Linked DNA regions of Mus musculus: region 2 is linked to region 1. A link is a loop called in an ENCODE intact Hi-C map of the cell type or tissue named here. Cell type or tissue: left cerebral cortex. All regions are shown on one strand. Links, peaks and the distances in the headings refer to the core of each region. The heading gives the core; the rest is flanking DNA. Region 1 holds the start of Sstr3 (somatostatin receptor 3). Region 2 overlaps Elfn2 (leucine rich repeat and fibronectin type III, extracellular 2).

Region 1 (9,355 bases), core at 4,603-7,102:
CAGACAGAAAAGGGAGGCCCAGGGGAGGAAGCCTGCCTCAGAGCAGGTGATGTCTAAGCTTGTGGGAAGGGAAGGGGAGATGTGTGTGGGGGCAAAGGGGTAAAGTGCAATGATAGGTCAGTGGGGGAGGGGAAGGGCGACACTAAGAACTGTGGCAGTGTCAGGAGTGACAGGTGGCCATGGGAGAGCCTCAAGCAGTCAGTCTGTGACTCAGCATTTTAATAGAGTCCCTGTGCCTCCTGAGTAGGCTGGTCTCACTGTGCTGTCTAAGGGTCTGGGCTGGGCTAAGAATAAAATTGACACAGAGCAGATTAAAGGGAGAAGGGCGTGTGACTCAATCAACAGCAGGGACAGTACAGGAGAGTTCCCTGATCACTTTCCCCATGGGGGGCGGGGGAGGGGGATGCTCACGTCCTCATGGGCTCTGGCAGCAGCTGTCCTGTGGGAAGAAGAGGGTTAAACAGAAAGCAGGTTCTACAGGCCCAACCTTCCCCAGCCCTGTCTGGTAAGCAGGTGGGTTATGATCCTCCGGGTTCTGGGAGACTCCTCTCATGGCCTTCAGCCCCTGCTTTCAAATTGAGAAGGGAAGGTCACAGTGTCCTTCTTGATTTTCAAGTATCTTTTGTTCAAAAGAGAAAATCAGTGTGATAAAGCAGGGGGTGGGGTTGGCATTCTTAGAATCCTGTGAAGACTGCTGAGGCCTCTGGAGAGTCAGCCAGGTGAGAGAGGGGAGGGGTGTGTGGGCATCCCATGAGCCTCTTCTCTGTCTCCTGCCAACCGAGGTCAGGTGCCTGGCAGCCAAGTGGTTCTGCTGAAGGAGAACACTGAAGTTCCAAGAAGTGGGTTTTACAGTCATGTGGCTGGGGACAGAGCCAGGACAGAGTTCCACTGTCCAACGTTATGGTCCTCGGTTCCCTCACAAGCAGGAGCTCAGAAGTTAGAAGTCACTGGGTCACAAGAGCTGCTGCAGTGTGTGTGGGGTGAGAGTGGGGGTAGGATGGCTCATTCTGTTATCTGCATAACCCTATGAAGTAGGAGCTGGCAATGAGGTTCAGAGAGGCTCAGACACATATTTGAGGTCACACAGTCAGTACAAAGCACAAAGCAGACCTGAGACTCAGCTCCAGAAGGAGCCAGCAGAGGGTGACAAACCCCAAGATATCCTTAATGGGGACATTAGTGAGAAAGTTTGAGAGTTGGTCAGAAAGTCATCTCATGTTTTAGAAGACAGACTTGTTTCAGTAGCTAGGTCCTTCCCTGGCCCCATGGTGATACTCCTGGCTTCCAGTTGTGTCTGGGCTCCTGAAAAACTATTTGTCTCATGGCACCATTGCTGGCCATGGGAGCCCTCTATTGTGAGGGTGGAGACACCATCATGGTTTTGCCAAGGCCAAGATCACATGGGAAAGCCAGCCAAGTAGCCTTTGCAGGACCCCAGCAGATCTGACAGCCCTGGGGGCCAGGCCCAGCCGGAAGTCAGGGATTTGGGATTTTGAGCCACAGGCTTCTAGACCCTCAGATTTCCAGGGCAGGGCCATCTCGATGGGGTCCCTCTGGATCTGCATTGTCCCTTGCTCCCAGAACTCTAGGTGTGGACCTATACCTTCCCCTCTCTGTTCTGGATTACCAGAGAAAGGGCTCAACAGGAGCTTTGGGTCACTTTTGCTGGCAGAATTGGTCCAATACAATAATACACCTTCCACTCACTCGCTAACTTCTAGCATGCCCTCAGGAACCAGGTGTCCCTTCTTGTCCCTCTGCTACTCCTGATTCATCAGGCCATCACCCACGAACTCCATGAGTTCAGTCATCTCTCATCCATCCATCCATTTGCCCATTTATCCATCATCCATCCATCATCCATCCATCCATCCATCCATCCATCCATCCATTTGCCCATTTATCCATCATCCATCCATCCATCCATCCACCCATCCATCCATCCATCCTTCCATCCATCCATCCATCCATCCATCCATCCATCCATCCATCCATCCATCCATTCACCCATCCATCCATCCATCCATCCATCCATCTGTCCATCCATCCATCCATCTACCTATCCATCAATCCATCTGCCTATCTGTCCATCCATCCATCCATCCATCCATCCATCCATCCATCCATCCATCCATCTGGCCGTCCATGCATCTATCCATTTATCCATCTACCCATCCATCCATTCATCTATCTATCGATTCATCTGTCTATCCATTTGTCTGACCATCCATCCATCCAACCATCCATGTGTCCACCCTTTTATGCACCCATTTATCCATATTCCATCCTTTTTCATTTGTAATGGGGTCGAATGCCTACTATGTGCTAGGCTGGTGCCAACCCAGGGCCTCCTTGGGAACCATGTCTAGAGCTTGACCTTGGGGGACTGACAGTCTAATACAGAAAATCCATGCCCAGCTTCAGATGAGTCACCAGGAAGTAAATCACAGCTGCGAGGACAGACTCTGGACATCTGAGGGTGAGACTCCCTGTCCTGGGGTCAACCAGATAATCGTTTGCCCCCCACATGGGGATGGTGTAAAATCAGTATTCTAGCTGCAGGTAAAGCCTGTGCGAAGACCCTGAGGCTCCTGCCTGGCCTCCTGCTCCTGTCCTTGCCCTGGGTGTGACTCCTGCAGCAGTGAAAGAACCTTGAAAACCTAAATTAAGGTCCAGACCCCTGCCCCATTCTCAGGAGCTCCCTGCTCACCCAGATTGAGAGGACCAGATCCCAAGATGACCATAAGTACCCCGAGGCTTAGTTGTGATTGCCCTACCTAGATCCTTGCTTGATGAGAAGCCAGCTCCTCACCCAGCCTCATGGTTACCAGCTCCATCCCTGTACCCAATTCCTTTTTGTCCCAGCTAAGGTTGGACTCTCTTTAGTGATATGGTGTGGATTGTCTGCCCGGGGTAAACTCCATTCCTTTTATCCCTAGAACCTGGACCCAGGCTGGAGGCAATGGTGTCAGAGAATGAATGGACAAATGAATGAATGAATGAGTGAGTGAGTGAATGAATGAATGAAATTGATAAGCTCAGAGCTTAGAGAGCCAAAGGGAATCTGTGGGTAGGGGGCAACAGGGATAGTGGACAGCAGGTGACTGGGAAGCATCACGCAGGGCTGAGAGCAGAGAAACACAGCACCAAGAAGTCCCCCCCCCACCACCACCTTGGACCCTTAGGGCTGCTCAGAGCTCATGTCTGTTTTAGACCAACAGCAGCCACAGATGGCCACAGTTTACTACTTAGTCTGTGCAGTTTACAAGCCAAGAAAGAATGGCTTATATAGGTAGGCACCTGTGAGGAATCTGATGCTGGGGACCACCACCTTCATGCACCAATGAAGCAACATATTCCCCCTCCCAGGGAGCGCATCAGCTGATGTGTTATGAACAATTGTCTTCAAGGGCAGTTGTTATTATTCAAAGTGTATCAGTTAAGAGTGAGAATTTGTTTCCTCGGTGTATACCTTTGACTTTCGGCTCTCAAAGCCTAAAATACTTACTTTCTAAACCATCTCTCTGCTCCTCTGTCCAGATCCAACTGACCCCAGCATCACAGTCTCCTGGACCCGTCCTGCTGCTCCTAGAATCCTCCACAAGGGATATGTGGGCTCGGAGCCCACATCTCGGAGCCCACCCTGCCCTCTCCTCCTCATTCCGCTGAGCAGCCCCCTCCCTTATGGGTAACTACGTCCCAGGGATCTGGTGCTGTCCTGCCTCTGGCAGGCAGCTCCCTCTCTCTGCTGCTCCCCTCTTTTTTTCCAAGTCCCCGCAGGAGCCAAGGCCAGCGTGGGTGGCTGAAATCTCCCCGGTAACGAGATCTGCCTCTCCCTCTCCCGGCCTGGCCTCCGCCCCTAACCTGCGGCCCCTCAGTCTGGCACCTGCTGTCCGGTGCTCAGTTCCTCTTCCCGGCCCCTCCCGCACCCTCCTGCTCCCCCCACCCCCCGCGTCTGCTGGCTCTCTATGTCACCATCTGTGGCACAATCCTTCTCTGTCACTGTCCCCACCACCCCCTCTTTCTCCTTCCTCCTGCCTCCCTCTGTCCCTGCCTTTTTCTGCATCTCTCCCTGCTCCTCAGTCCATCTATTCTCGCCTCTCCTCTTCGCTCCTCTGTCCCTGCTCCTTGCTAGGCATCTCTCCTTACTCCCCCTCATTCTGCCTTTCCACCCACACACTGTCTCCTCTCCCTCTCCTTTCTCTCTCTCCACCTCCGACCCTCCCCCTCCTTTCCTTATTTTCCTCTGGCTTCTTATGTCCCCTGCTATCTCACATTTCTGTCATCTTGAGAAGTGTCTCTTGCCACCCCCAACTGGGTGCCATCCGAAGACCCCCCATCCCGTGTCCGGCACCCTCCACGTGTCCTGGAGATGGGGGGTGACGTACCAGGTGCGGGTGACAAGTCAGGGCCGAGGACCAGATGGGAGAGGCGACGTGGGCTGACGTGGCCCCCAAGGACCTAGGAAGGGTCCACGCCCACGAACGCTGGACGAGTGTGCACCGTGTGGCACCCCAGCTGGCTGTGCTCTGGTGGTACCTGGCTGCAGAATGCTAACCAGCCTGGCAACTACAAAGGGAGTTCTTGCCCAGTGGGCAGGTAAGAGAGCTGAGGTCATGGGAACTTGGAGGGTGGGATACCTGGGAATCTCTAACCAGATTGAATTTGGGGCTAAGTCTGGGGCTGGCAAAGGGTAGGGAGTTCCAGAAAGCAATGAGGCTTCTGGTGTGTGGGCTGGAAGGCAGGAAGGACTATTAATCTCAGCATCTTGTGCCATCATTCCAGAGTCTTGGAGCCTCTGTGCAGCAGCATGTCAGAACTGGACCAAACCAGACGCAAGCTACCATCTGGCCTCCCGGGCCTCGAGCATCCCTTGAAGCTGGCAGTGGTGCCTCTGAAGAGCCCCCTCCACCTCTGCAGCAACCCTGTAAGGTAGGAATGAACGTCTCCATTAAAGTAGGAGGAGTCTAGTCTGGAACCAGAGAGAAGTGACTTGTCCAAGGTCACACAGCATAGCATCAGCAGAGGCTAAGTTCTCAGCTCAGGGCTTGAGGGGGTGGCTCTGAGGGTCAGGCTCCGGGCCTATGGCTCATGTCAGTCACTGCTGGCTAATAAAATCCCAGCCCCTTGCCGGGAGGGGGCGGGGAAGGTCCAGGGGTGCAGAGCACAGGTGCGTTGCAGAGCCAGCCAGGGGTCCTCAGTTTACATTGTCCCTGGATGTCCTGACTCTTGACAACTCCAACCAGAGGCCTTTAAGGAAGCCAGCATGGTCCAGGAGACAGACAGGATTTCTCACTCACCGGGTGGGTGACCCTGTAGAAGTCACTTAACTTCTCTGAGCTTCAACTTTCCTTCCTCATCACCTGCCCCAGCCTTGCTCCTTTGACTTCTCCCTGCTTAGCTTGCTTGTTTCCATTAGTACTTACTAAGTTCATGGTGCTAGGCTAGGTGCTGAAGGAAAGCACTTCGGAAAGGGTAGGTGCTGAGTGAGAGGAGTACCTGGCATGACCGAGGGGCCATCCTTAATTGCTGTGGTGCTTGGGAGTACTCACTCACCCTCTCTGTGTGTCTCTCCCCTCCTGAACAGTTCTGAGGAGATTCCACCCCCAGTTTTCAGGCAAGCTCATGCCAAAGATAAACCAGACAGGGAGGCAAAGTCCCTCCCTCCCTCCCAAGGAGGAATTAGATCAGGCATAGGATCGCAGAACCTTAAAGAAAAGACGGCATCGAAATTGCAGGTCTGTTTCCCCCCTCAGTGACAAGCTGTGATTTCTCTGTTCTGGCACCTGCCTGGCCCATCAACTTTGACTGCAAGGAGGGTGTCTTGGAGGGGAGCCAGGGTACCAGGAGGGATGTTCCACCTCCGAGTCTGAGGAGGGTCTGGCTGGGTAGCTGTGTTCCTGTGAGTGTGTGTGCATGCATGTGTGTGTACGTGTGTGTGTGTGTGTGTGTGTGTGTGTGTGTGTTTGTGTGTGTGTGTACATGCTTTTGCAGGCTATGAATGTGCTTATGTGAGCCTGGAGGGGCCATCCTTGGAGCACACTCTGGGCTTCCCTGAGGGCATCTGTGTCTCAAGCCAGGAAATGAGGTTTGCCTGGCTCTCCACTCTCCCTTCTCCTGCCATCCTGGGCACCTGTGATTGGCCACCCCATGGGAAAGCTATAAAGAGGCACTGTGTAAAGCAAGTGGGTTGAGTGGCCAGGTGACGTAGGGGTGCCCCACCCCCACCCCGGGAGCAGAACCGTAAGGTCCTAGATCCCAAAGTTCCTCACCTAGGATGGTTTGACTCCAGCTGTCTGGAGTTGGAGTATTCCCTGATTCAAGTTATGGGGCTTGAAAACCCTGAGACTCTGAGATTCATGGCTTTGTTCCAGGAATTTAAATGCTCATCTCTAGGCTCCTGTGGGGCTGAGGCTTTGGGCCCATGGTCCAGAGTTCAAGAGCACAAGCAGCCAGACAAATTCTGCTTAAGCCAGCAGGGTAGTGAAACCATCACAATACTGAGTCAGGGACCTGCACTAGCCTGGCCTCAGTTTGGCAGTCTGTAAACTAGGATGATTGGTCACAGGTCCTCCTATAAGTGCTTCTTCCTGTCTATGTCCCAGATTGTGATACTCCTCTTAGTTCCTGGACAGTTGGTGAGGACAACAGGAAAGCCACACACTGTAGGCACAGGGGTTGTGTCAGTTCTGAGACACCAGCTTTTCCTGAAGTCTTCTGGGGTCAGGGTTCAACAAGAAGCTGCCAGCTCTGTGAGGACACTACAGAATCCCACAGCCCACTGGCCAGATTCGCTAGACCCAGCTCAAGAGAGCTGAGGGGGCAGTGGGCTGAGGAACACATTCTGGAGCTCACAGAGCCAGGAGCTTGGAGGCTGCCAGAAACCTGGGCAACCTGGAGTGTATCAGGGAGACACCTTGGCACTCAGCCAAGGGTCTGTTGCCACTCTTGGCATCGCCAGCCTGTCGCCAGCCTGGTGCTCAGAACTGTCACATATGCTCCTCCTCAGGAGCATGCTGGGAGCTAGGTGCTTCCCCTTCCCAGGAGCCTCCTACATCCAGAGGCTCTGTAGGAAACCTAAAGCACTCTCAGCTTCTAGTGGAGGGGTCCAGACCCAGAGTGAGTTAAATACAGGAGTGAGAAGGGCAGTTTCTTAGCCTGGAGACTTCCCCTTCAGCCCACTCTGCAGCGGATCCAGGATCCAAGGGCACCAACCAGTGGGGTGGGAAGAGGGGTTTATTGGCTGGGGAAGAGATGGGGCAGAGGGTCAGGCCCATGGGAGGGACTGCTCTTAGCCTTGTACCTGGATGTTCTAGGAGCAGTAACCTGCTGAGGAGGAGGCCAGAGGGCTTCCATTTCCCAGGTCCCCAGGGTGCAGCCTACATCTTCACAAGTCTGCCCACTCTGGGTCCTTCTGACTCATTTGATGCCTCACTCATTGGTGAACGATGTGATTGAGTGAGAGAGAGAGGTGGGAGTAGTGGCAACGGTCCAGTGTTGGCAGATCTGCGGTGATTCAGGAGATTTTGAGTCCAGCAGGGGAGCCCAGAAGGGTCCCCTAGGCCCAGGCACACAGGACCTCACCAAGTGCCAGAAAATGGCTGCTCCTGCTGCATCCTCCTGCTGCATCCAGTGTTCAGCTGCAGGGCCCTGCATGCAGCCCTGCACCTGGGAGATGTGGCTTCAGATGCAGATTTCTCATCACCAGTCTGTCCCGGAGGAGGAGGAGTGGTCCAGGCACCCACTCACATTCACACTCACCCCTTCAGGTAGGGCTGTAGGTAGGGGACCCCATGGGATGGCCAGAGTTTGGGAGATGTCAAGGGCTCTGACTCCCAGGAGAGGAGATGCCAACAACTCACTGCCATTCTGTTTGGAATTGGAAGTCTGAGGGAAGTTCTGGGCTCTGCTAGAAAAGACACAACTATATCAACTTTTCCCTGGAGTTTGGGTGTGTGTGTGTTGAGGGTCTCACCCGAGAACTAAGAATAGCACCCCTCACCTTCCTGGGCTGTGCAGAGAACACAAGATGCTCATCGGGCTCTGAGTTGGCACATAGTAGGTCTCTAAGTTCAAAGTGGCAGTGGTGTCCAGTGTAGCACAGAGAAAGCATCTCTGTCACAACTAAACTCTGTTCTTCCTTCTGTAGGTTAGGGCTGGTTGGCTGCTGACTGATCCTCATCTCAGCCATGGCCACTGTTACCTATCCTTCATCTGAGCCTACGACCTTGGACCCTGGGAACGCATCCTCGACCTGGCCCCTGGATACCACCCTGGGGAACACATCCGCTGGCGCTAGCCTGACAGGCCTGGCTGTCAGTGGCATCTTGATCTCTCTGGTGTACCTGGTGGTGTGCGTGGTGGGTTTGCTGGGCAACTCGCTGGTGATCTACGTGGTCCTGCGGCACACGTCCAGCCCATCAGTGACCAGTGTCTATATCCTCAACCTGGCTCTGGCTGATGAGCTCTTCATGCTAGGGCTACCCTTCCTGGCTGCTCAGAACGCCCTGTCCTACTGGCCCTTCGGATCTCTCATGTGCCGTCTGGTCATGGCCGTGGATGGCATCAACCAGTTCACCAGCATCTTCTGCCTCACCGTCATGAGTGTGGACCGCTATCTGGCTGTGGTGCACCCCACACGCTCAGCCCGCTGGCGCACGGCACCAGTGGCTCGCACGGTCAGTGCAGCTGTCTGGGTGGCCTCGGCTGTGGTGGTGCTGCCTGTGGTTGTGTTCTCAGGAGTGCCCCGGGGCATGAGCACGTGCCACATGCAGTGGCCAGAGCCAGCGGCTGCCTGGCGAACAGCCTTCATCATCTACACGGCCGCACTGGGCTTCTTTGGGCCCCTGCTGGTCATCTGCTTGTGCTACTTGCTCATTGTGGTAAAGGTGCGGTCGACCACCCGGCGGGTGCGGGCGCCCTCGTGTCAGTGGGTACAGGCACCCGCATGCCAGCGGCGACGCCGCTCTGAGCGCAGGGTCACACGCATGGTGGTGGCCGTGGTGGCACTCTTCGTCCTCTGCTGGATGCCTTTCTATCTGCTCAACATCGTCAATGTGGTGTGCCCGCTGCCGGAGGAGCCCGCCTTCTTCGGCCTCTACTTCCTGGTGGTGGCGCTGCCCTACGCCAACAGCTGCGCAAACCCCATCCTCTACGGCTTCCTCTCCTACCGCTTCAAGCAGGGCTTTCGCAGGATCCTGCTAAGACCATCACGTCGCATTCGGAGCCAGGAGCCAGGGTCGGGACCTCCAGAGAAGACTGAAGAGGAGGAGGATGAAGAAGAAGAAGAGAGAAGGGAAGAGGAGGAGCGGAGGATGCAGAGAGGGCAGGAGATGAACGGGAGGCTCAGTCAGAT
Region 2 (9,355 bases), core at 2,895-5,394, 170 kb before region 1:
AGCTGGGGGAAGGGGCAGCTGCTCGGCAGTACCTGGAGGAATGTAGTAGAAGCTGCAGCCCTGGCTGTTGGCTTCGCTGACGGAGGAGGGGCATCTCAACACCCGGAGCTGCATCACGAGGGCTAGGCATGTTTGCCTCTGTGTGTGTGTGTGTGTGTGTGTGTGTGTGTGTGTGTGTGCTTGGCTCTAACTGTTTCTGTACCCTGTGGACACCTGTGGGACATGTTATGTCTAGATCAACAGTGGGCTTGCACATGCGTGTCAATGTTGTCTGGTATGTGGATGAACGCACATTGCTGCTGTCTTAGCTATCTGTGGACCCTCTTGTCATGCATGGTGGACAGGGGGACCTCTGGGCCACCAGCCTTCAGGCAGGAAAAGAAGAGTAAGACACCGGGAGAAAGAAGTGTGTGTGTGTGTGTGTGTGTGTGTGTGTGTGTGTGTGTGTGTGTGTGTGTGTGTGATGTCAGTGAGAACCTTGGGGTGTGACATCAGCTTCAGGCTATTGGTGACGTCACAGGGACAGCAATGTGAGGGCCACCCTTATGGGCCGGGGCATGTGATATCACTGTGCATGTGTGGGGTTGAGTGTGTTTATGCCCCTTGGGAGGAGGAAGAAGAGGAGCAGGGGATGGAGCAAGAGCAAGAGGTCTCTTGCAAGGGGTCCGCGTTTCCTGGTGGTCTGAGGAGGTGTGGTCGTTCATTTTTTAAGGAGGTTGCTCCCCAAGGATGCACCTCATCCTCTCACTCATGATATCCCCTGGCCTCTGAGTCTCTCCCGTCTGTGCTGGCAGCTCGAAGACCTTGGGCACATACCTTGTTTGCATACATTTATGTGGACGCCTGGGCACACTTCGAGGGAGCATGGCGCCTCAGATTCTAATCTCAATTTGCCGTTTTCTGAGTTTTGCGTTTTTGAGTTTTGCTACTTTCCTGCCTGGACCTTCATCTGTCACTTGTGGAGGAGGCTAGAAGTGAAGAATGGGGGTCCCAGGAACCACAGCGGGCCTTTTGGTGTCTGGCACCTGGGGTGGAGCTCAGTCTGTGCCAGATCTCTCTTTCTGTTCCTTAGAACACCCCTCCCCTCCAGCACCCCCTGCTGTTTTGGTTTGAGTCGAACTCTGCAAAGATGTTGCTTCCCTTCTTTTCTGGGGTCCTCGAAGTAGTCCTTTAGGTGGGTGGGCTGGCTGCTGTCACATCCCTCAGGGAAACTGAGGTCAATGCATTTTTCCCCCCTCCACAGTGTGGCTGCAAGGAAAACATCAGGTCACCAGGGAAAGGGACCGTATGTGACACACAGGGTGGGTTGAATCAGGTTGGCAGGTGGCTTCAAAGGTTACTGGCTGCCGCTCTCACAGATTTGTATGGAGATGGGCACACTCATCTGTCACAGATTCTCTTCAGGGGCTCTGAATCCTCATGCTCTCTCTTCAGGATGGCCCTCTTCTCATCCCATGGCTGTCAGGAGTGTTAGGGCCACCTCTGTTGCTCCCAGTTGTGTGTGACATAGGCTCTGTAGGTAGGAGGAGTTTGAGACTCCGTACCTCCTGTCAGACTGCTTGTGTGAGAACAGTCTATAGAAGGCTAACTCACACATCTGCCTCCAGCTGTCCCAGGCGATCCCTGATCAAATTAACCTCCTCCTGGCTCAGTGACTACCCAGGGCAGAGGTTCTGACACTGCGGCTGGGGATACTGTCTGTGGGCTCAGGATAGTAGAGTGCCCTTGCCTTCAGCTCAGCCCTGCACACAGCTGCTGGGGAGGCCCTCGGGAGGTCTTGAGGACTGCAGGGACACCTGGGCAAGCCACAGGAAGGGGTTGGCTTTGGAGAGCAGTGGCCAATACAGTTGCAACACTGAGAACATTAGGGAGAGGTCCCTTCAGCCCCTGCCTTAAGGCCTGGTTTGGGGTACAATCTATAACTTGTCTTTGGCTCTTGCTTAGTCCCACAGAATCCTTGCATAGTGAGAGCAATAGGAATACTTCATCCCACAGACAAGGCACAGAGAGGTTGTAGACCAGCCCAGGGCTGCACAGATGGGCAATTAGGACTGGAACTTCAAAGGCAGACTCTAAGACAAGCTCCATTCTTTTCTAAACTCCTTGCCAACTGGGCCTGGGTCCTTTTATCTTTGGGTGTCCTGTCTGTCACTAGGGTCCTCTCAAGGTGTGTGCCACTCATTTGTAAATGAGGAGAGGGACCTGGCCATATGGGGAACAGTAGGTGGGGGTGACTTGTGTGATGGTTGCAAGGATAGACCTGCAGGAGGAGACACTGGGGGAGCCCCCTGGTCTTGCTCCCCTGTCCTACTTTCTTTTCCTGAAGAAAGTTCTCTGATTCTGACCTTCCATGGTGCCTCCGATATTGTGTTTGTGGGTATTTGGCTGTGTGTGTGTGTGTGTGTGTGTGTTTGTGTGTGTACGCACGCATGTTAGCCCATACTTTCTGCTCTTTTCAGCCTGAACGTCTCATCTTCTGAATTGTGTGGGAGCCGGTTCGTTAAGTGAAGAGGGTCCAGGAGTTACAGTCTACCCACTGGGTTTGGGTTATGTCTTGCGCACAGAGAGGACAAGGCCCATCCTTCCTGTCACCCCCTCTCTTTAGAGGACTATGGGAAGCGACTCCCAAGAGCTGGTGATCTGTCTGCTCTGAGACAGCCCCAAGCCTCAGACTTGACTCAGTTTCCTGAGTAACATCTTTCCCCCACTACCGTCCTTCTGGGGTCTTGGACAGAGAGAGACTAGGACCTGCTTGCCTCTCTTCCCTGCCCTTCTCATGCCCTGGGCAGGCGGAGGGGTGTGTTTCACAGATCTGCTTGCTCGCTGAGCTGTTTCTGGTTTGTCTCTCCCAACTGCCTGCCAAACCCCATGGTCCTCAGCAACTGCTCATCAAACACATCTTCCATCTACCCGACGCTGGTTGATGCTGCTCCCGTTCACATGGTGCTCACAGATGTATGCTGTTCACCCAGGGAGAACAGCAGGCCCGGGGCTCAGACAAGTGCCTCTGGAGAGGAGTCCTAAACCTCTGGCACACAGTAGGGCTTTCGTGACAGCTGGTCTTCATTAGTGAGTGCTCTGACTAGGAAGGGCTGGTGCTGGAGGCTGGAGGCAGGTGCTGTGGAGCCCCAGGCTGGCTGGTGGAGGCTGGGCTGCCTTCTGTTCTGGGCAATCTAGAGCTCCCTTGAGCCGGCACCTGCTCTGTGCCAGAGAAGCATGAGAGAGTCTTTTCTTTTTTTCCTTGTTTAATTTTGGCTAGAGGATTTTGACTGCCAGCCTCTGAGGGTGGGAGTGGGAGCCCGACCAGGTGGAGAAAGCATGTGTGGGCCAGGGCCACGGAGGTAGGGAAGCACGGAGCGGATTTTTGAGAAGACAAGTCTAGACTTGTGGTTTGGGGGGTCGACCATACAGGCCGGGTTGAGAAAGCATGCACCGAGTATGCTGATCTCTAGTGTTTGCTAAAATGCAGGCTCTTAGGTCCTGCTTGACATGACTTTGGTTTCACAGGACCCTGAGAGGGTCTAGGGACCCCACTCTGATGCTTTCCTTAACAATCAACTCATTCATGTTTGCAGTGGGATGACAGTGTTGCGGGGATCTGGGGGGGGGGGACTGTTACATGTTCCTTCGGGTTTCTAGGACTCTTTCCAGGCTATGGGTAAGCAGCAAGGCCGTCCTGGTTCTCCCGAGGGGCCTGAACTCAGGGCAGAGCCCTGCCTCGGGTGATACAGGTGGATACAGACTGACAATCTTTAGCTTGCCCCGGCTGCTGTTCTGCACGGATTCTGTGAGCCCCTCACATAGTCCCTAGACGCCCTTTGGTGGCATCACTCTTGTGCAGATGATTAAGAGGATGCTGTCTGCCGTCCTGGATTTGAGGTAGCACAGCCAGTAAAGCCAGGCCTTGGAGGCAGAGCTGGAGAGGGACTGCCCCAGCACCTTGGACAGAGCATCAGCTCCTAGACCAAGCTGGGCCTGAGACTGCGCAAAGGGGTTCAGAGCCAGGAAGGCGTCCCAGAGGAGGTGTGTATCCGGTCGGCCCGAGCTGGTCCCGCGGGGCCCCGCCGCCTCAGTCTCATCGTGCGGCTGCGGGTCCCCGCCCGGCGTCGCCCGCCCCCGGCTCGGCCGCCGCTTTCCGCCTTACTTCCCTGTGCTTAGAATTTGCAGCCGCAGCCGCTGACGCTCTCGCAGCCAATTTCACGGGCTCTGGGCTCGGCTCGGTGCGCAGGATGAAGAGCCGCCGGCGGAGGCGGGTCCGGGTGGGGGTGGGGGTGAGGATAAGGATGGGGGTAGGAACGCAGCGAGGCCGGCGCGTTGGTGGGGCAGGAGCGTGCCCTGCTCAGACGGAGATCTAGCGTGCACCCCCTGGGGTATACTGCAGAGGGTGCAGGCATGATCCAGTGTCCTGGGGTAGTGTGGCAGGTGTGCATTGGTCCCCATGCCTGGGAGGGGTTCCCTGTGTGGGCAGGCTTGGGGACATGTATGTGTTGGCGTGTGAAACTCTGTAGGGTGTCCTGTGCACGGGGGCGTGTTTGTCTGGGTGCCTTTGGCAAGTCTGAATGTGTGAGCAGCCCGCAGTAGGGGGCTAGTGTGTGTCTGTGGGTGTGCTGATGTGTGTCTCTGCAGAGTCCCCAGGCGTGTTGACACAGCTGTGGGGCTGTGTGTTGGGACGTATGCCTATGTAGGGGCTCTCCCCCTGTCCAGGCTCTGTGGGCGTGTTGGTTCTGTCTGGGTGCACCGTGTGGGTGTGTGTCTAGAGTGTGCCGCATGGGAGGGTTGCAGCCCTCGCTGGCCAAGGGTCTCAGTGGGCCTCCGCTAGGGTTGAGAGTCATTCTCTCAGTTTCCACCCTTGTTCACCCTTTCTGCCTCTGTGTGGGGATGAGGGAACCCAGGCAGGCAGGGCTTCAGTGTTTATGTTCTGAGTGCGAAGGCTGCCAGTTCTGGGTAGGTCTACATATGTTTGTGAATGGCACTGGTGAGGGGGTGAGGTGTGAGCCCCTGCCTGCGTGGGAGGTCTGGGAGTGCCATCTGGGCTGATGGAGGATGTGGGAGCAGACAGGCAACGGGGGCCCTGTGAGTGTGCACAACACGTGTGTATACATTCGGAGGCAGAGCTTGGACCCCGCTATCCCTGTCCCCATTGTGCCTGTGCAGGTAGAGAGCAGACAGGTGTAAGTAAGCCCATGGTGGGAGACTGACAGGGCAGGGCAGGACTGGGCAAGGGGTGTGTGTCTGTCATGTGGAATTCTGAATGAGAGGGGGCTCACAGGGTCAGGGCTCATCCTTCCTGGCTGTGGACAGGGTGTGGCTCCAGTTGATGAGAGGGACTGGGCGTTGCTGGTGATTTGGAGGACCGGCAGGAGGGTGGCACAGGTGGGCACTCAGGTGAGGTGAACGCTATATGTGTGGGTCCTGAGCATTACTGTGGGTGTGTAACTGTGTGGCAGTGCCTGTGAGTGAGGGGACTTGGGAGAGTCAGGGACCCTGTGGCTGAGCTGGAGTCCCTCTGTTCCCAGAAGATCTACCCATCTATTGATCAACGTTGATCATCCATTAATCACTTCTGCCCTCTGACTTCAAAGATGTCTGATGGCCCCTGGCCTCCCGCTCTGCCCCTAAACTCTATGCTATACCTTGGAGAGTTCCCAGTCTGCCTATCTGTCCTGAGGCCCTAACCCTCCCGGGCTCCTCCCCCACTGGCAGGCTCTCTTCTGTCTCTCACCAGTTTGCCATATTGCTCCATCCTTCACCCCACTTATCCCTACTCCTTCTTTCCCGTCTTCCTCTCTATCTCTCACAGTATCTCTGTGCCTCTTCATCTCTCTCCCCACCTCTCTATCTTGGTCTCTCTCCATCTCCTCCCACACTTCTCTGCCTCCATCTCTCCGGCTATCTCTCTCTCTCCATCTATCTCTCCTTTCATCTCTCTGACTTCTCTTCATCTCAGTCCATCTCTTTCCATCTCCCTCCATCTCTCTTTCTCCTGTCTTCATCCTCTTCAGTCTCTCTCCATCTCTCCCCTCATCTTTCTGTCTCTCTCTCCATATCTCTTTATCTCGGTCTCTCCCCCCAGACCTCCCCACAAGGCCCCTGCCATCTCCCAGCTGCCACGGCCCTCCAGCTCTGTCTCTAGATCTGCCTCCATCTCTCTCCCTTTCCCTCCACCCCTCCCTTCCCTCAGCCTCTTCTCTCTCACACTGATATCATTTGTGGTATATGCTGTTGCCATGGGAAACCTAAGAAAGAAGTGAGTGTACCCTTCAAGACTTCAGCATTTTCCCTCCTCCCTCCTCCTGCTGCCCCCTCCCTCTCTTCCTCTCCTCCCTCCCTCTCTCCCCCTTGCCTCCTGGCAGAGCGGAGGACTGAGGAGGACTGCTGTGCTGGGCCAGGACCCAAGACCTTATTGCCACCGCTGCTTCCGGGGCTGCCTAAGCCCTTCTTTGAGACCGGGGTCAGGGACAGAGCCTCACTGGCTTCAGGGGCCCCCTTTGCCGGCAGACATCTGGTAAGGACAGGGTCCTTATGACTGTGAGTGTGTGGCTGTGTGTGAGCACAGCTCACATGACCTGGCCTTGCAAACCCGTGATCTAACCCAGCTTCAGCCTGCCGTGGGTCCCTTCCCCAGACCCTGCCCCCAGCCATGGGCACCCTAACTTGGCCTCTTCCTGGCTCCCTCTCCCCAAGGCCTCAGAGGCTGTTGTCAAAGTGGCAGGCTATTGGGGGCTGGGACAGTCTTCACAGAGGGTGAGCAGAAACCCCCCACTTCCAACCCCTGGTAGCTTAGAGGCCGACTACTGCTGGCCTGTGCAGAGGATACCTGTATCTGCTGGGAGTCTGGTCAACCTCTGGGAAAGCCTCTTTTCTCTCCAGTGGGAGCTTTTCACTAGAGTGCAGGCTGAGGAAGGGTCAAGGTGAGAGGCGAGATGCTGGTTATGCATGAGTGTGGGGTCTGATCCTCTCATTGAATTCTAGAGGTGGCAGGGAGAACAGTGTGACACTCTAGGAGGCCGCAGGCAGGCAGGCAGGCAGGCGGCACCAGTCCAGCCTAACTGTGCTTGGTGGCTGCCCTGGAGAGGAGAGGGCTGTCAATGTCAGCAAGGCTGTGTTGGTGGTGGCCACGTGGAGGGAGCTGTTGTCCAGGCAAGTGGGGCGGGCGCTGAGTGACGGCAGTTGCTGTGGCATTGTGGTCTCCATGGAGAGAGGAGGAGACAGGGAGGAGGCTGGCTCACTGGGCTGTGTTGGTGGTTGCTAAGCAGAGAAAGATGCTGTCTCTAAGGTGTGGTGGTCTCCACGTGGAGGGCTGAGGCACACTGAGGTGTGCAGGTCTCAGAAGGGGCTTCTGTGGGGGAGAAAGTGTGGTGGAGGAGTAGCAAAGAGGGGGAAGTGCTCTTCCATGGGTGGGCCTGGGTGTCTGGGGGGGGGAGTACTCTTCCATGGGTGGGCCTGGGTGTCTGGGGGGGGAGTACTCTTCCATGGGTGGGCCTGGGTGTTTGGGGGGGAAGTGCTCTTCCATGGGTGGGCCTGGGTGTTTGGGGGGGAAGTGCTCTTCCATGAGTGGGCCTAGGTGTTTGGGGGGGGAGTCCTTTTCCATGGGTGGGCCTGGGTGTCTGGGGGGGGGAGTACTCTTCCATGGGGTGGGCCTGGGTGTTTGGGGGGGGAGTGCTCTTCCATGGGTGGGCCTGGGTGTTTGGGGGGGAGTACTCTTCCATGGATGGGCCTGAGCTTCCTATCCCTCTGTCCTTTCAAAGTTTCCGTTTGTTCTCTGAGGGGACGGTGCCTTTCCTGGACCTCTCATAGTCCCTCTTTCCTCAGAGCCTTTGATCATCCAAATCCCCACCTGGACACACGTTTCTGTCTTGCTCCTGTATGTGTTGCAGACCTGCCATCCCAGGTGCTGAGTTGTGGGGAATGTGACAATGATTTCTGCCTTTGAGGTCCCAGTTTTACAAGTTCATTATGAGAGGTCCCTAAGGGGCTGAGGAACCTGGGGGTCATACACCCAGCTTTCAGGCCCTCTTCCTTCCCCAGAGGACCTGTCTCTGCCTCTCCCACTGCCCAGGAATTCCCTGGAAGCAACATTTCCTTGAAATAATAACAGGAAGGAGCTGCGGAGAATGCTGGACTCGTGGGTCTGACCCACATGCTGTGACCCTGTACTTTGGTTTTCCCCTCTGTACAAAGGTGGGGGGGGGCATCTGTGAAAGAGACGCCTGTCTCACAGGATGGCTGTGTGGGGGACATGCATGGGCACCAAGCACACCCAGCATGTTTCTGGGTCATAGCTGACTCACAGCAGGTGACACCGTTACTGTCCTCCTAAAGGTGACTTCAATGTGATTTTCTGCTATTTATGGAAGCCCAGTGGTCTTGTCCACAGAGATCTGCCTTCGTGTGTCCCTGTCCCTAGTTCTCTAGGAATGGGAGCAGGGTCCATTGGGGACAAGTAGCATGGAACCCTGAGTACTTGGAGACTCCCCTGTTGGGTCCTCTCCTGCCTGCTTTGTGTGCACTCCTACCAAAGGGTCCTACTCACAGGTATTGCCTGAGTCCCTGTTTTCTGCCTTCCTTCTTGGGCTTCTGTGTTTTAAGCTTTCTCAAACAGCCCTGGCCTGGGGCACTGCCCACCCAGATGACCTAGGAAATGGTCAGTATGTCTACTTTCTTAGCACCACAGGGTCGATAAGATAAAGGATGGAGAAGGTGCCTACAGGGGATGCTGAAGTCTTGAGTAACAGTCAAGATGACTATCTTTCAAGTGGCAAGGATCTTGGTTCAGGTTCTGATCTGAGATACCTGACTTCAGCACACCAGTAGCAAGCTCCTTGCCCCTCCCACCTCCCACCTTGCCAGCCTTTTTTGAGTTTCAGGTTGGCCTAGGGATGGGAGAGGGGGTTGTTCTGGGTGACCCCAGATGGTGTTAAGAGGGACCAGTCATCCCTGGACTTTAGTTGGGTACTATACCAGAGTTAACTCGGGGTTAAGCTGAGGTGACCCAGGCAGACAATGGACAGGAGCCCAGAGCTGGGGACTACCAGGCTTAGGTGGTCTCCCAAGGTATCATTTATGGCCTGTGGGATCTTGGGAGCTGCAGTTTCCTTACCTGTAACAGTGAGACATGTAATGAGGATGACTTGAGATGCACTGAGGTATGAGGAAGACATCTCAAATTCACGGGACAACTGCCCAGAGGCAGGCGACTTAGCTGCTGGCCGTTGAGTACCTAGTGTCCCCAGCTGTGTCTCTGGGTTTCGGGTCTCACCTGACTCACTGGGCTTTGCAGTGACTGGCTTGTCTGTCCTTGCTGCTTCCTGGTTGGCCATTCCAGTGATCACTTCTTTGGGAAAGCTCTCCCCAC

Evidence for each region. Hi-C counts contacts between places; a loop is a spot of excess contacts. Peaks named below come from ENCODE experiments on the same cell type or tissue, not always from the same donor. Only the 100,000 strongest peaks of a DNase experiment are listed, where the experiment ranks them.
Region 2: it touches region 1 in a loop (6-fold over the local background); 2 of 42 quality-filtered maps call a loop at or near these places.

Annotation. Positions count from the first base shown.
Region 1 is chr15:78,539,380-78,548,734 of GRCm38, reverse strand. It overlaps Sstr3 (somatostatin receptor 3), which reads left to right and starts at 4,390. Exons shown (of 3, transcript NM_009218.3): 1 at 4,390-4,599; 2 at 4,786-4,932; 3 at 8,150-9,355. The coding sequence starts at 8,190. In left cerebral cortex, for the core only: no CTCF peak of the experiment used is centred there; DNase peaks (open chromatin) are centred at 5,613, 6,155, 6,375, 6,919 and 1 more place; H3K4me3 peaks cover 2,500 bases; H3K27ac peaks cover 2,500 bases.
Region 2 is chr15:78,707,776-78,717,130 of GRCm38, reverse strand. The region is part of intron 1 of Elfn2 (leucine rich repeat and fibronectin type III, extracellular 2); the gene reads left to right. Among named protein-coding and RNA genes, the nearest start is that of Elfn2, 6.3 kb to the left of the region's middle. In left cerebral cortex, for the core only: a CTCF peak has its summit at 4,377; DNase peaks (open chromatin) are centred at 3,172, 4,200, 4,614 and 4,977; H3K4me3 peaks cover 2,500 bases; H3K27ac peaks cover 2,500 bases.